Linked DNA regions of Homo sapiens: region 2 is linked to region 1. The links are chromatin contacts, found by Hi-C or POLR2A ChIA-PET in ENCODE. All regions are on one chromosome and are shown on one strand. Each heading gives the region's core, a stretch centred on a gene start or an enhancer-like site at or near the end of the contact. The rest is flanking DNA. Distances are from core to core; before and after follow the strand shown. Region 1 has its middle 220 kb from the start of ACVR2A. Region 2 has its middle 180 kb from the start of ACVR2A.

The links. A loop is a pair of places that touch in the nucleus more often than their neighbours do. ChIA-PET counts read pairs that join two places held with the same protein, here RNA polymerase II (POLR2A). Pooled maps may share reads with other maps.
Region 2: a map of naive thymus-derived CD4-positive, alpha-beta T cell shows a loop between it and region 1 (2.8-fold over the local background). The contact joins two enhancer-like sites. A Hi-C loop is called at or near these places in 4 of 168 maps with a recorded cell type or tissue (CD4-positive, alpha-beta T cell, CD4-positive, alpha-beta memory T cell and naive thymus-derived CD4-positive, alpha-beta T cell), 5 of 37 single-sample maps with no recorded cell type and 12 of 50 pooled maps. POLR2A ChIA-PET finds 5 or more read pairs at or near these places in 9 of 52 experiments (CD4-positive, alpha-beta T cell, CD4-positive, alpha-beta memory T cell, GM12878 and 5 more).

The regions. Positions count from the first base shown.
Region 1 is chr2:147,626,914-147,630,842 of GRCh38, forward strand. No RefSeq gene overlaps it. Among named protein-coding and RNA genes, the nearest start is that of ACVR2A, 220 kb to the right of the region's middle. Within about 2 kb of position 2,163, at least 2 of the 41 ENCODE cell types and tissues checked have a DNase peak (open chromatin) inside an H3K27ac peak, as active enhancers do; they include GM12878, where a contact is called at or near this core.
Region 2 is chr2:147,661,541-147,665,469 of GRCh38, forward strand. No RefSeq gene overlaps it. Among named protein-coding and RNA genes, the nearest start is that of ACVR2A, 180 kb to the right of the region's middle. Within about 2 kb of position 2,076, at least 5 of the 41 ENCODE cell types and tissues checked have a DNase peak (open chromatin) inside an H3K27ac peak, as active enhancers do; they include GM12878, where a contact is called at or near this core.

The sequences.
Region 1 (3,929 bases), core at 913-3,412:
TGTAAAAATTGAAGTATCAGTACATAAATACATATATAATAAGGAAGTTTATTGCAGTTGTGTTTGTAATGGCAAAAACTTGAAACAACCTACCTGTCTACAAAGGGTGGAAAGTTTGAATAGATAGCAATGGATCCATATGGTGCAGCTTATCATGCAACTATCAAAAGAAAGAGTCTGGCCAGGCTCAGTGGCTCACACCTGTAATCCCAGCACTTTGGGAGGCTGAGACAGGCAGATCACCTGAAGTCAGGAATTTGAGACCAGCCTGGCCAACATGGCAAAACCCCATCTCTACTAAAAATACAAAAATTAGCCAGGCATGGTGGCGTGCCTGTAATCCCAGCTACTTGGGAGGCTGAGGCAAAAGAATCACTTGAACCAGGGAAGTGAAGGTTGCAGTGAGCCAAGATCACACCACGGCACTCCAACCTGGGCAATAGAGTGAGACTCTATCTCAAAAAAAAAAAAAAAAAAAAGAAGTCAGATTTACATATTAACTTCAAGAGATGTCCATGATATAGTATTGAGAAAAGCAAACTGCAGGGAAGAAGAGAGAGAGATATATAAATAGTATGATCACATCTTTGTTTAAAAGAACAGAATAGTAGAGTTTGAATTTGAGCTTTGCAATTTAAGTGATCTTTGAACCTTAATTCTTTTTTTCTTCTTGCTTTTTTTCATTGTTTTGCTGCGTTCAAGGTTTGCCTAGAAGAACCTTAATTCTTCATCTGCAAAATAAAGGCAATCTTTTTGTAAGATGATGATGAAAATGACTTCTGAACTGTAAATAACAACTAAATGTCATATAATATTCTTATAAAATGGTCTTGTGTGAGTCTGAAGTGTAGGCTCCACAATGTCCTCAAAGGGTAGTATCAACTTGCAAAGTTTTATTTGGGTGTATCCATGCCAATATCAGGCACCTCCTCTGGTTTCCAATTGTGTGCAACCAGATTCACAAGGGAGAAGACAAATGGTAAATTATACTTAAGACCACTGCAGATCACTCTTAAAATGCCAAGAAAACAACTGCCCATGTTCCTCCAAGGAGTCACACAATCCATTCAGTACTTTCAGGACTGACAAGATCATGTTTATTTCAGTGGCTGGGTAAGTAGAGCATCATAGAAGATAACAGCTTTGTAGAAATATGGTTGTATATAAAAAGTGTTTTCACCTTTTAAAGTCAATACATTCTCTCTCCACCTTATCCTAATAGATAGTTTTAATCATACAATAAACATAATTTTATATCCCATCTCTGGGCCAGATGGCCTGCATTCCAATCCTGGGCTCTACTTCCAGCTGTGTAACCTTGGAAAATTACTTAACCTCTGTCTCAGTTCCTTCATTTGCAAAATGGGAGTAATAATAATACGTACCATGTACGATTGTGATAATTAAATGAGTTAAAACATGTAAAGAATGTAAAATTGAGATATTAGCTAATAGGTACTAAATAAATGTTAGTTTATTATTAAATGCTATTATCTTAATCTTTCCATTTAACACAAATATATACACTTTTCCCATATTTATTATATAGTCTTCATAGCCAACATTTTATTGGTGCATAATAGTATATAAATAGCATACTCTGTTAAGTGGGTGTGCTATAATTTATTTCAACATTATTCAAGACATGGGAATAATGCTTGCTTCTTATTTTTCAAAATTTTTTATATTTTACATTTATTAATAATATCTTAATGTCTTTGTACAGTGACTTTTTCCATATTCTGGATTATTACTGTAAGCTCGATCCCTAGAAAGAGTTTAGAGGAATAATTGGTATAGAAATCTTTAGGTATTTTGATACATCTTGAAAGTTGGACTTTTGATTATAAAGATTCTATCTTTGCTTATTCCTTTCTGAACCTCTACTCAGAACTTGACACAAGGCTCTTCATCCAGCCATTCAACACCTGCTGATATTTGTTCTCAAGGTACATTTAAGAAAGGTCATTATAAGAAATTACCATATTAAAATTCATCTACAAAATTATTTGAGTTTCATCTTTAAAAGATAGTTTTCTAAGTATATAATCACTTCATATTAGAGCTTTGTTGCTAATAAGGGAAATTTGAACTCCAAAAAAAACCACCAGAAAAACCCACTTACTCAATGATATTTTTAGCACGTAAAATTCCCCCTATGAATCATATGCTCACAAACCATGCACCCCTAAATATTTAGCTCCTTCTGACTCATTCTGAAACATTCTGACAACTTCTCCATTGAAATTTAAAATTTCCCAATACTGTAAGATCCTCCTTTCCTCTAATTAATTAGTTCCCTTTCCCATTGGCAAAATGCAGTAGTGATAATCTCTACACTTACAGACTGTGGAATGGAGCACACAGCTGGAATCTTTCACTGCCCACAAGTCTACATTTTCCCATCTTCCTGGTATGTCTCTCTCACCTAATACTGGATTTTCATTGCCCTCTTTTCCTGCCACTGACAACCACCACCCACAGGTAAAATCTTATCCTTCAAAATCTTGGATGTGTCCTAAAACCCCATTTTCAACTGTATTAATGAGAGTTCTCCAGAGAAACAGAACCAATAGACTATATATATGCATATGTATGTGTGTATAAAATAGAATATATATGTGTATACATATAGAAAAAGAGAGAGAGAGATTTAAAACGAATTGACTTATATGATTATAGAGGCTAAAATGCCCCAAGATTTGCAGTTGGCAATCAGCAAACTAGAGAACCAGGGTAGCCAATGGCATAAGTTCCAGTCAGAAAGCTTGCAAGCTGAAGAACCAAGAAGAACCAATGTTTGAGTCTGAAGGCGGGAAAAGACCAATGTTCCAGCTCAGGCAGTGAGGTGGGAGGCATCCCCCCTTACTCAAGGGAGGTTTAGCCTTTTTGTTCTATTCGGGCCTTCATGTGATTGGATGAGGCCCACCCATATAAGGGAGGAAAATCTGCTTTGCTCAATCTATGGATTCAAATGTGGATCTCATCCAAAGCACCCCAACAGATACACCCAGAAATAATGTTTGACCAAATATCAGGGCACCCCATGGTCCAGTAAAGTTGACCCATAAAATTAACTATCACACCATCTGCAGACTCTGGTTTCTGCGCTCTCTCTGCACCGTTTGCTTAAGAAATCACACCCTCTTCACTAATATCTGCGGATTGATGCAGTCTTTCTCTCCCATAACACTCTGCTTACTTCCTACTCTACTAGCAACACACTTCCGAGTGCTCTGTCTTATGCGGGGGTCACTCCACACAGAAAGCTCCCACCACACATGAGAAAAATTGAATTCATAATGTTTGTTCTCAATGGCCCCTTCTCTTATTGTCAATGATTATAGTACCCAAAAAATAAACATGGAACTCATTCCTCAGGTATTTTTCTATTCTGTTGCTACAAATCACACCAGGTTGCTGGTCTGGCCAGCTTTCAAGTTTCTTTGCCACCAATTATTGAATTAATTAGTTTTCCAGCAAGCTTGCTCTTTGTTCTGTGTAGTACATAAATGGCACTCGGGGTGGAAAGTTTACAGTAAGAAAGCAAGACAAGTGCTCATTTAAGTCACCATGAAAAGCACTTAAAACCCCCACACCTTCCAAGTAGACCCTCACTGACCATTATCTACCTCTCAGGCAGGACCAAGTGAGTGGCTTTAGAGACCTGAAAATTTCACCTCAGCGGCCTTGCATGAACCCAAACTAAATTTGAAATATAAAGTCATTCTTTGAAACCTCACTGGAAATGCTAGCAATATGTCTGGGTGATGCTTCTGGCTGGCAAAATGGCAAGTCATTTATCCTTTCTGCCCTTGTTTCCTCATATGTGAAATGAGGAACACTGACTCACTTCACAGGAAGGCTGCATGCGTTTAATTAGTTAACAACACACATCAAAAATACAAACTGCAGAATACCTTTGCTCA
Region 2 (3,929 bases), core at 826-3,325, 35 kb after region 1:
ACATACTTTAATACATTTTAAAGACCCAGTTTTCTAGAACTCATCTTCCAGCTATCCTGAAACAGAGAAGCAGTTTTTGGCCTCCGCTTCCTAAATTATTCCAACTGTCACTCTAATCTCCACTCTCTGTCTTGCATTTGCTCCACAGTCTGGCCTGCAGTGTTTGTTCAGGCAGGATCAAGAACCACACATTGCAAGCTTTTCTCATTGGAATGGAGCTGTGATTCAGGGCCCCCACTGATTCTGCACAATCCTGGTAGACTGGAGCTGGGAGGTCTGAGCCACAATAATCAGACTGAAAGTAGATGCTCTCATGGGATCACTCTTCTGAGGTGAGGAGCTTGTTACAATGCAGACTCTGAATCAGTTGTGACTGTGGTAGGATCTTCATTTCCAACAAGCTCCCAAGAGATAGCAATGCTGCAGGTGAAGGACCTCATTTGGCATAGCAAGACCCTAGACTAGGTCAACACAGCCCCCTCCCAGTTCCATGCTCTCATTGTACATGTACTTCATAGCATATTTCAGTGTGTCATTACATGTTTATGAGACTATTTGAATAATATCTGTTCCCATTTTAAAAAACTTCAAAGTATTGAGATTGTATCCCATATTAGTCCGTTCTCACATTGCTATAAAGAACTATCTGAGACTGGGTAATTTATTTAAAAAAAGAGGTTTAATTGACTCACAGTTCTGCATGGCTGGGGATGCCTTGGGAAACTTACACTCATGGCAGAAGGTGAAGGGGAAGCAAAACACATCTTACACAGCAGCAGGAGAGATAGAGAAGTACCACACTTTTAAACCATCAGATCTTGTGAGAACTCACTCGCTATCAGGAGAACAGCATGGCAGAAACCGCCCCCATGATCCTATTACCTCCCACCAGGTCCCTCTCTCAACACCTGAGGATTACAATTCTAGATGAGATTTGGGTGCGGATGCAGAGCCAAACCATATCATAACCCTCAAAGCCTAGTCAGGTAAAGAGAGACCATACCAGATAGTCTAACGGAAGGAATTTAATTTAGGAAACTAGTTACAAAAGTGTTGGAGATACTGAGAGTGAAACAACCCAGATTTAAGCAAGAGCAAAAAGCTGCTACCATTTTTAGGGCTGGAGGAACAAAGAAAGAAAGGACTCTCACACAATCCCAAGGCCTGGGCTGCCTGTGGAAGCTGGATTCACGGCAGAAGCTACCATGGGAGCTGGAACACAGAGAAGATGTAGCCACTTCCCAAAGTGGTAGGTGGGGGACACAGTAAGAAATACCATTGCTCCTCCTCTTCCTCCTGCTCTATTATCTCCTTCTAGTGTCTCTTATTAGTCAAATATACCAAGAAGCCAATTGACAAGGGTACCTGGAAATAGAATTTGCAGAGAAGGATTAAGAAATGAATCTACTTGCAGATAACAGTAAGAGCATGTCTACACTACTTACACTTAGAGCACAGTGCCTAGCATACAGTGGGCACAGTCAGTAAATATTTGCTGAAAGACTGAACAACTAAAGGAGGAGTAAAAGCCAGATACCCTTCTCATGAACACACATACACACACTATATAGACACATACTTATTAAAACCATGGTAATGGTCATCAGTGACCACTAGCCTTGAAATTCTCAGCCTCTACATCATCCAAAGTTTACCATCATGCCCAGACTCTAGCCAATTGAATGAATGGTTATCCTGGAGCAGTGAATGTGCCACGCAGCTACTACAGTTGAACAAATTTGTTCTTCAGTAGACTGTGGTTCAGCCTTGAGAGAACAGGGATAGGTGAGCATAAAGGACTCTCAGGACAATTCAGTTTCACTATGGCATTATCTACAGTCAGTGCAAGCCTGATAGCGGAACAAGCAGAAATTTAATTTCCCCTAAAGATTCATCTTTTGTCAATACAGCATCCTACCAGCCATTCCCTCATAGGACAAGCTCGACTATTATTGCTTACTACCTGGCTCTTAAGGATCAACACGGACTACAGAAATCACTCAGCCACCATTTACCCAGATCTCATTATGCACTCAGTGCTTCATCAAAAACCTTTCATATTTTGTCTCACATAGTCCTCACCACAACTCTGTGAGGTTGGCACTATTATCACTTCCATCTTACAAGACAGGAAACTAAGCTCATCAACTAAGTTTTCCTGCTTGAGATCATGCAGCAGGTAAATAACAAAGCTGGACTCTCAAATCCAGGCAATGTGACTACAAAGCCACTTTCCACCTCTGATTCATTAGGGAAGATTCCCATCATAACGACAGGGATTCCCTATGTGGGCTTTGGTATATGACTTCCTTCTTCAGAGCACAGCACTGTGCTGACTACAAAGTGAAACTGATATTCCTCACATCTGCTTGTGTGTGCCTTTCTCAGCATCTGTATATCACCTTGACTTACTGTCTTAAGAAAGGACTTAGATGTTCAGTACCTCTTCACAATCTCAGAAAGTTTTCCTAGAGATCTGAACAGAGACTAACAGCCCTTCTTAGATTTCTAGCAGCATTCTAAAGCATAGCTACGCAAGACAGAGCAAAATGGATCTTTTGAGCAGTACTTCCTCACTCCTTTGATGATGGAAAATGACTATGACACAATGCCATCAACTCTGACCCACCTGACCAACATCCACAAAGCTCAGCGATTTTCTCTGGCAGTCTACTTAGCATTTGTCAGAGCAAGCTTTACTAGGAAAGACAGGCATTCTAGAAAAACTGTCAAATGAGATTTAGACTCCAGAAGGTGTACTGGGTGTTTGTCCTCTGTCAGCTCCTCTTTAAAGAGGACTGTGTCACCCAGCAAGGTATCCTAAAACTCACCAGAGCCCAGGGAGGTGGGGTAGGGAGAGGCTTCGCTTTCATACAGAAAACCTACAGAGCAACCCACCCAGCCTCCTCACTTTCTCCCTTTCAGGGGCTGCCTCTGGGGCTTTCTTTCCCCCCTTGCTGAAAAGTTTTAGAAAAGTCATCAGCGTTAGTTCAAGAAAGTTCCCATTTTTCATGACTATGTTTATAGTACAGGCTCAGCATCCCTTATATGACATGCTTGGGACCAAAAGTTTTTCAGATTTTTAATTTTTTTCAAATTTTGGAATGTTTGCATATACATAATGACATATCTTGAAAATGGGGACCCAAGTCTAAAGATGAAATTCATTTGTTTCATATACACCTAATACGTGCAGCTTGAAGATAATGTCATACAATATTCTTAATAATTTTTTGCATGAAACAAAGCTTGTATACCTGAGGTCAGGTGTGGGATTTTTCCAATTGTGATATCATGTTGACGTTCACAAATTTTCAAATTTCGGAGAATTTTGGATTTCAAATTTTCAGATTAGGGATGCTCAACCTGTATTAAAATCCTTGACAGTATCTATTAATCTATATCTATCAATTACTAGTTATTTATTGAACACTGGTAAAAAAAAAAAAAAAAAAAAAACCGTAGAAAAGATGTGGTCCTGCCCTCAAGGAGCAATCTATTTGGGTAGTGTTTCAGTTCTACATTTCCATAATAACACTGACTAACAAATAATCACATGCAAAATAAGTGCTTAGTGCTTGCCTATTGGAGGTTGTCAGGTGGATCTGCTGACCATGGCTGGGTTGTGTCACATGTCTGGGGCTTGGCTGGCTATAGGCTGGTCTAGCATGGCCTTGGCTAGGTTGACCAGGGTGACTCAGCTCCCCTCACATGTCTTTCGTTCTTCTTCTGGAACTAGTAGGCTAGCCTAGGCATATCCCTCTCATGACAGCAGCAGAGTGCAAAAACGCAGTCAAAATGCACAAGCACTTTTTAAAATAGGTCTGCAAATGTCTTATTAGCCAAAGCAGGTCACATGCCCAAATCCAGATCAAGGGAGAAGAATAGACTCTGCCTGTCTAGTAAGAGGAACTACAATGCCAAATGGC